2 separate regions of the Homo sapiens genome follow, and region 1 is linked to region 2. A link is a contact called in ENCODE Hi-C data. All regions are on one chromosome and are shown on one strand. The core of a region is the stretch at or near the end of the contact, and the rest is flanking DNA. Distances in the headings are between cores, read along the strand shown.

Region 1 (3,883 bases), core at 66-2,565, 1.5 Mb after region 2:
CCTCCTCTGTTAAATATTGCAAGGTGACACTGGATCGCCTCCCACACAGGGATTTTCAAAAGGTCTGGCGGGGGGACTACAGTAAACAAGAAAGGTGTTTTCCCTGATTATTAGTTTCCTAGGGAAGAGCCCCTAAGGACTCTGCAGACGGAGGGGCTTTTAATCTGTGTGCCTGAACTCCAATCAGCAGCTACGCACAGAATTAGAAGTGTGTCCAAAAGGCGTTTCCGTAAAACAGAAACTTAATAATGGCGTGGCTCCACTCGCTCGGGTTCATTCATTTATTACTGTTTTCATTGTCCCCTCCTCCCTCCCACCCGGTCTCTCTATGAAACCGGAAAGGGAACCGCGTGGGGAAAGGGGTACTAAAAAGGGGGCATCCGCCTGAGGAGCGGCAGACAGAGGAGGACGGTGAAGTAGGAGCGCTGCAAGGAGAAAGGAAGGACACGAGGGATGGAGAGACAGCGAGGACCAGGGCCAAGGGCGGCGGGCGGGAGAGGGTTAAAGGCAACAGGAGACAAGGTCCTCCCTCCACTGCCTTTCACACTCCGGTTGCGGGAGAGGCCAAGCGAGAAAACCCAAATCTAGATGAAAACCGGGGGAGGGGAGGGGAGCACAGGTAGGCGATCTGGACTGTGGCATCTCTCCCGCCTTCCCTGTCGCGCAGACATCACCCTGTGCACACACATATGTTCTGTGTTATATAATCTATATAAAAGATGCCTATGTAGCCGCGGTTCACACAGGGGCACCCACAGACCTCGCGCTTCATGTACCCCCCCCCCCCCAGCGTCTCCTGCACCCGGGAGACCCGAGAACTCAGCGATCAGCTGGCTGCCCGCGATTCATCGCTCCATTCACGCCCAGGCAGGGAATACCGACATTAAGGCACTCCGGGAAGACGCGCAGGGCTCCCGGGAACAGTATCAGGCGAAAGCATCACGTACCAGTTTTCCTGCATCCATTGGATGGCTTCATTCTCGTTGAACTGCTTTTCGAATTCATATTCTTGTAAAGTCAACACTGACATGTTCATTGGGGCTGATCTTCGGAGTCGCTACGTGTTCTCTATACAAAATAAAATAATCTGTAAAGCGCTTGATTTCGAGTGTTCTCCTGTCTGCTTCCCCCACCCACCCCCCTAGGTCTTCCCCACGCCGCTCGGTCTCCAGCGGTCGTCTCTTCTCCCAGCCTCTCAGCTACATCCAGGGCTGAGCATTGCCTGCGCCTCCGCTCCCAGCTCCTCTCTCTGGGGCTCTCCTCCTCCCGGCGTCCGCATCCACCGTAGGAGGAAATGAATGCCTTGCGGTCTTAGTGCCCGCACGTTTGTCCATCACCCTTTTTACTCGTCTACAGGGAAATCTCCTCCCCCTCGTGCGATTTGAGAAATTAACCCTTGGCGAGGGAGTGTGCGAAAGAGCGCGACCTCTCTCCGCCCGGGGGGGACAGTTTTGTTTACAGCGAAGGTGGTTGGAAGAGTGGGGGAAGGGCGCAGAGAGAAAGGAAGTGGCCTGGAGGTCATCCAGATCCCCTAAGCCCAACCTCGTGGGCCGCCTTGCTTTGAATGAAGTTTCAGCTTGCAGGGCGCATCCCCGCGGCGCGTGGACCCGAGAGCTTGGCGAGTAAACGATTGGGAAATAGTAAAACCTGCCAGCTCTCTTGCAAGAGAACTCCGGGCAAATCTACGTTGAGATCACCAGTGAAGGGAATACGCTTCCCACCTCCTCGCCCTACCTCTGGGACCACCCCCACCCCTACCCCCACCCCCACCCGGGAGCTCTGGCTTAGATTCACGCTAACCCAGGCCCTGCGGACGGCAGAGCTCCTTAATCTCGTACAGACAGGGGATGCTGAGTGTGAGGATAGTGGATAGGCGAGAGAGGCTAGTAGCCGGAAGTGGAAGAAAGGGCTGGGTTAGGTGGAGGGTTTAGGTACCGGGAAGGGGGGGATTAATGAACAGAGGCAGAGTGGGGAAGGAAGCTGACAGGAGAACTGGACCGACTGGCCAAATGCAAAAACTTTATTTGCATGCATGAGAAATTTGGCTTTACTTGCTGTACTTGTAGGTAGAACAGAATATGTGAGGAGAGGGCTGAATGTACTGTTGACCCCTACTGGGCCCTCAGCCTCCAAGAGGAAAAACTATTTTCTATTCCATCCATCCCTCCACTCATTTCCCCCAAGAGTTTGGAAAAATGAAATATGAGACATGGAAGTATCTAATGATGTAATTGTAAACTTTACAAAATAATAAGGAGCCCTGCTTTTAAAAATTAGGTGGATATTAGGACCAGAAAGAAAATTCCCCTTCTGAGAACATCCCCCCACCTCCCCAGTAGTCCAAAAAGGGTACTTTCATTCAATTTAGATGCCTCTAACCCACAAAAAGTGGGAACTGGGAGAAAAATTTTTAAAGGAGGAAGGGACCGGCCGCGGTGGTGGCTCACAGAAGTAATCCCAGCACTTTGGGAGGCCGAGGTGGGCGGATCACCTGAGGTCAGGAGTTCAAAACAGCCTGGCCAACATGGTGAAACTCCGTCTCTACTAAAAATATAAAAATCAGGCAGGCGTGGTGGCGGGCACCTGTAACCTCAGCTACTCAGGAGGCTGAGGCAGGAGAATCGCTTGAACCCGTGAGGTAGAGGTTGCAGTGAGCCAAAATTCTGCCACTGCACTCCAGCCTGGGCGACAGAGGGAGACTCTGTCTCCAAACAAACAAACAAAAAAAAAAAAGAGGAAGGTCTAATGAGAAAGTAAAGAAATAATTTTTAAAATCCAGTACAATATATAGATTAAAGGGCTAGCCTAGTTGATTAGCAAATTAATGTATACATTGACACTGCCAAAGATTCTGTGTAGGGACTGTCCTCATCTCCCCCATTAAGGGTTGTCTTTCTTTTTTCTTTTTCTTTTTTTTTTTGAGATGGAGGAGTCTCGCCCTGTTGCCCAGGCTGGAGTGCAGTGGTGCAAACTCGGCTCACTGCAACCTCCGCCTCCCAGGTTCAAATGGTTCTCTTGCCTCAGCCTCCCCAGTAGCTGGGATTATAGGCAAGCACCACCACGCCCGCCTAATTTTTGTGTTTTTAGTAGAGATGGGGTTTCACCATGTTGGCCAGGCTGGCTGTGATCCACCTGTCTCAGCCTCCCAAAGTTCTGGGATTACAGGCATGAGCCACCATGCCCAGCCAAGGGTTGTCTTTCTAGAGACCTCTACAGTACAAGTCTACGTCACTTTGAAGTAAGGCCCAGGCCAAAACTCTTGGCAAGATTGGGCTGGAAGATAGGTGTGGCCAGATAAGAAAGAACCATTTTAGCACGGTGCCTGAGCCTGTGAATAATCAATAAATATTTGTAAAGTGAATGATTCATCAAATAAATTAAGGTAAGAAGTGAGAAAGGAATCAAGACAGAAAATCCACTTTGGGTGGCTGAGGCAAGACAATTGCTAGAGACCAGACTGGGCAACATAGTGAGGCTCCATCTCTACAAAAAATTAAAAATTAGCCAGGTGTGGTGGTACATGCCTGTAATCCCAGTTACTCTGGAGGCTGAGATGGGAGGATAGCTTGAGCCTGGGAGGTCAAGGCTGCAGTGAGCCATGATCACACCACTGCAGTCCGGCTTGGGTGACAGAGTGAGACCTTATCTCAAAAACAAACAAGCACTGTCAGTGACTTTGAAAACTGGTGACTCTGTATGGAAAGCAATTTGGCAGCCTATATGATAATTTCATTTATTTTTTAGAGATGGGGACTTGTTATGTTTTCCACGCTAGGACTATAGGCACCCAGCATATATCACAATTTTAAATCCACACCATTAATTCACCAGAATTATTTTTTTTTTTGAGATGATGTCTCCCTCTGTTGCCCAGGCTGGAGTG
Region 2 (3,581 bases), core at 765-3,264:
TGGTTCCTGGAGCAAACTTACTTTTTGGAAAGTGATAGTAATAATTTAACATATAGATGAATGCAGTGTGTTCTGACTTGGCAGTTTTATTATTTATGAAATTAATTTTTCATTTAAAAATTATATATTAATAATTTATATGTTTTCCACAATGTAGGTAGAAATTATGTGTCCCTAGTATACACAGGAAGAAGGATAAGTATATAAACGTATACCATTTTAAACGTCTTAAATCTATTTACTTCTACAGCAATTGCCTTTTAGGTCTCATCCAGTCACAGACTATACTACACTTTTTGAGTTTATTTCCCTTCCCAGGAGCCACTTTTGTCATATGTAAAGCAGTTATACTAGTATTTACCTAACAGAATTGTCATGAAGAGTATATAAGCACAAATGTAAATCACTTAACATAGTACCTGCCAAGCAGTGGTTAATTAATGTTAGATTCCTTTTTAAGCTATAAAGGAAATTTAAAAACCTTTAATCCCTATGTTTTTCCAAAGCAAAATGTTTTATTTTTATTTTTTTCTTCATACCAAAGCAAAATATTTTAATTGTTCCAAAGTGTTCCTTACTTATAAAACTGTGGGAATTTCAGAAACATTCTGCTTTACAGTGCCCAGAGAAACTTCCTACATATAAACGCTGGTTTTGGTGTAAATGCATTCATTATTGGTGTTATCATTGGCCTTTACATAACCTAAGATTCGTGTGGCTCCGTTAAGACATAGGCAATATGACTCTGGGAGAGACTCTCACTAATGAACAGTAAGGGCAGCAAGCCTCAACTGTACTTAGAATTGGATACTACAATGTTTTGATAGTATTTTCATTACCGTCTTCAAGCAATTTCTTAACAATTGAGTTGTTAGCTAATTAGAAGTGCAGAACCAATACATGGCATCCTGTAAAAATAACCACGGGCTTAGTAACAAGCAAATAAAAAAATATAAAAACATTGGCTCTATAATGTGTCAATATGCTCTGGACTTATGTAATCAGTGACTCTTAACTCTTGCTCCAAAAGGAAGTTAACATTTGTAGAGTCTTAAAAGATTATATAAAAAAGAAAAGCAAAACAGAAAACAAAAAATCTTTTAGACCTTCTAGTCCATCCCTAATGACTAATTCTCCATCATATATTTTCATCTATTTGGATTGTAAATGTTGCCCAGACCAGAGATGGCGGTGGTTCACACTAGGGTGTCAGTGGTGGAATGGTGAGGGGCAGATGAATTGGAGATATTTTGGTAGTACAGCCAAAGAGACCTACTAATATTTTGGATGCAGAAGGTTAGTAAGGAGAGAAATCCAGACGACTTTAAGATTTTTGGCCAGAGGGATTTTACCTTTTAGCGACATACAGATGACCAAGGGAAGAGCAAAGTTGAGAGGATGAGTTATTCAAAATAGTATTATGGTCACGCCAAGCTATCAGCATTAAGGCATCCCTGTAGAGATGTCCTGTTGACATTTGTGATCCAGGCTGGATGTTTAAAAAAAATTGGTAACATATTACTTTAGCAACTATTATTAATTCTTATTATTACCACGACTACATCGGGAAGTAAAAGCTCAGCAGCCTCCGGCTTTTCCTAACCCTTGAAAAAACCTCTAATATAAAAGGCATTTATATCCAAAAGTTCCCATTCATCTCCCGCTCTGGGAACCGGGAGCGCCCCCTGTCCAATCAGCTTTCAAATCCCCTGCGTCAGCGAGTGGGCGGGGCTCACCTAGATTCCTTGGCCTCCGCTTCTCCGGCTTGGCCACGTTAGAAGTCCCGCAGGTCCTTGAAGGTACACAAATCACCTATATATCCATTAGAAAAATGTAGAGTACATTATCACAATGTAAGTTTAATTAGATTAAATAATTTACAACACTTTATTCATATCATTTATTTGTTTTATTTAGTTTCTTATTTTCTTCTATGAGTATAGTAACCACCTCCGAGCTTTACGGATCTGCGGGTCCTTTCCTCGCGCACGCGCACTTGTTAGGGAGGGCGGGCCTGTTTCCGGGAGGCGCGTGGGGCTTGAGGCCGAGAACGGCCCTTGCTGCCACCAACATGGAGACTTTGTACCGTGTCCCGTTCTTAGTGCTCGAATGTCCCAACCTGAAGCTGAAGAAGCCGCCCTGGTTGCACATGCCGTCGGCCATGACTGTGTATGCTCTGGTGGTGGTGTCTTACTTCCTCATCACCGGAGGTAACTCGGGCTGTCGGGCCCGAGAGGCTGAGGAGCGGAGAACTGACCCGCCCCGGGAGGCGCGTCTGTTCCGCTGACTCTCAGCCCCGGGGGAAGCATAGCTCTGCTTTGGATCTTTTCTGAGGGTGGAGGGGAGTTCTGGGGTCCGAAGTGTTAACGTCCAAGTTTATTCGCCTTCACGCCCTGTCTTAAGAGAATTCGTGTTCTCACTCCCATTGCCTTTCTTCTCCTTCTAGCCCTCCCATCCCAGGGATCCGAGTCAAATATATTTTTCAAGGCCAAATTGTTGCTCTTTTTGTTGCTTGCCATACGTTGTTTGATAAATGTCCTGGGAAAGCCTAATTTGGCAAACTCCGTTTCCATGGTTGGTTGTTTGATAAAGGTCCTGGGAAGGTCTAATTTGGCCAACTCCGCTTCCATGGTTGGTCAAGAGCTTGTGGGACTTTTAAACTTATCTTTGTCCTGGAATCTTGGAAGAGACTTGACAATCTTTAGTTTTGTTGGCTCAAACCTAGGGTTCTGTGTTGCCTTTTGCATGACCTACAATAAATATCAATGGAATTTTCTGAAATCACAGGTTTGATAAATATTTGAGATTGGAGATGAGATTTGCAGACGATACTGTATTTCAGTGGGCAGAAGTTGAGAATTAAAAAAATAAGATAAATAGCATTACTATTAAACGCTTCTGAATTGTCTATCATCTTATTCTGTCCTTTTCAAATAGAAAATTGCAAAGGGGCGTTGCCTTATGTACTGGTGAGTTGGCAATCCGGCTAGTCTTTTCAGAGCCACTACCCTTTCAGGCCACAGTTCCAAGATTTACTTAGAACTGTGCTACTGTGTACATTTAGATTTGGGGAAGTGGTGTACTTAACTTGGAAATTATAAAATTAATTTAGATTTTGGGAAGTGGTGTACTTAACCTGGAAATTATAAAATTAAAGCTACGGATTTGGGATAGCAAAAGTAGTTCTACTTTTAAGGGAGTGGCCATATAATTGTTATTTTCATAGATGTTTTGTGAGAATAGTTGGCACTGAAGGGGGAGGATTCAAACTGAGAGAGCTGAGTTCTAGAAAGCACCTTTGAATTTACCTCCTTCCCCCAATCTAGAATAGTGAGAATTAACTTACGTTCATTTAAATAAATTACATTTAAATATTTGAGTTACATTTAAATACTTATTTGGTAACAAGATACTATCTAGCATTGCATTAGCATTAACCATTAACATTTGCTCATCAAGTTAATAGCTACTGTACTGAATAAACAAAATTTAAAATGCATGTGGCTTTTAAAAATAATAGACTTTTAAAAATAAATAATATAGAATAATTCAGTATTATTATTGAGTGCTCGCTTCGGCAG

Evidence for each region. A loop is a pair of places that touch in the nucleus more often than their neighbours do. Pooled maps may share reads with other maps.
Region 1: a loop to region 2 is called in a map of CD8-positive, alpha-beta T cell, with 9 times the contacts of the local background. The contact joins the promoter of ELOVL6 here to the promoter of OSTC in region 2. A Hi-C loop is called at or near these places in 5 of 168 maps with a recorded cell type or tissue (CD8-positive, alpha-beta T cell, chondrocyte and naive thymus-derived CD4-positive, alpha-beta T cell), 2 of 37 single-sample maps with no recorded cell type and 14 of 50 pooled maps.

Annotation. Positions count from the first base shown.
Region 1 is chr4:110,197,300-110,201,182 of GRCh38, forward strand. It overlaps ELOVL6 (ELOVL fatty acid elongase 6), which reads right to left and starts at 1,316. Exons shown (of 4, transcript NM_024090.3): 1 at 948-1,316. The coding sequence starts at 1,036. RefSeq lists an enhancer at 897-1,689.
Region 2 is chr4:108,648,585-108,652,165 of GRCh38, forward strand. It overlaps OSTC (oligosaccharyltransferase complex non-catalytic subunit), which reads left to right and starts at 2,015. Exons shown (of 4, transcript NM_021227.4): 1 at 2,015-2,210. The coding sequence starts at 2,072. It also overlaps the pseudogene RNU6-431P. RefSeq lists enhancers at 1,955-2,304, 2,919-2,968.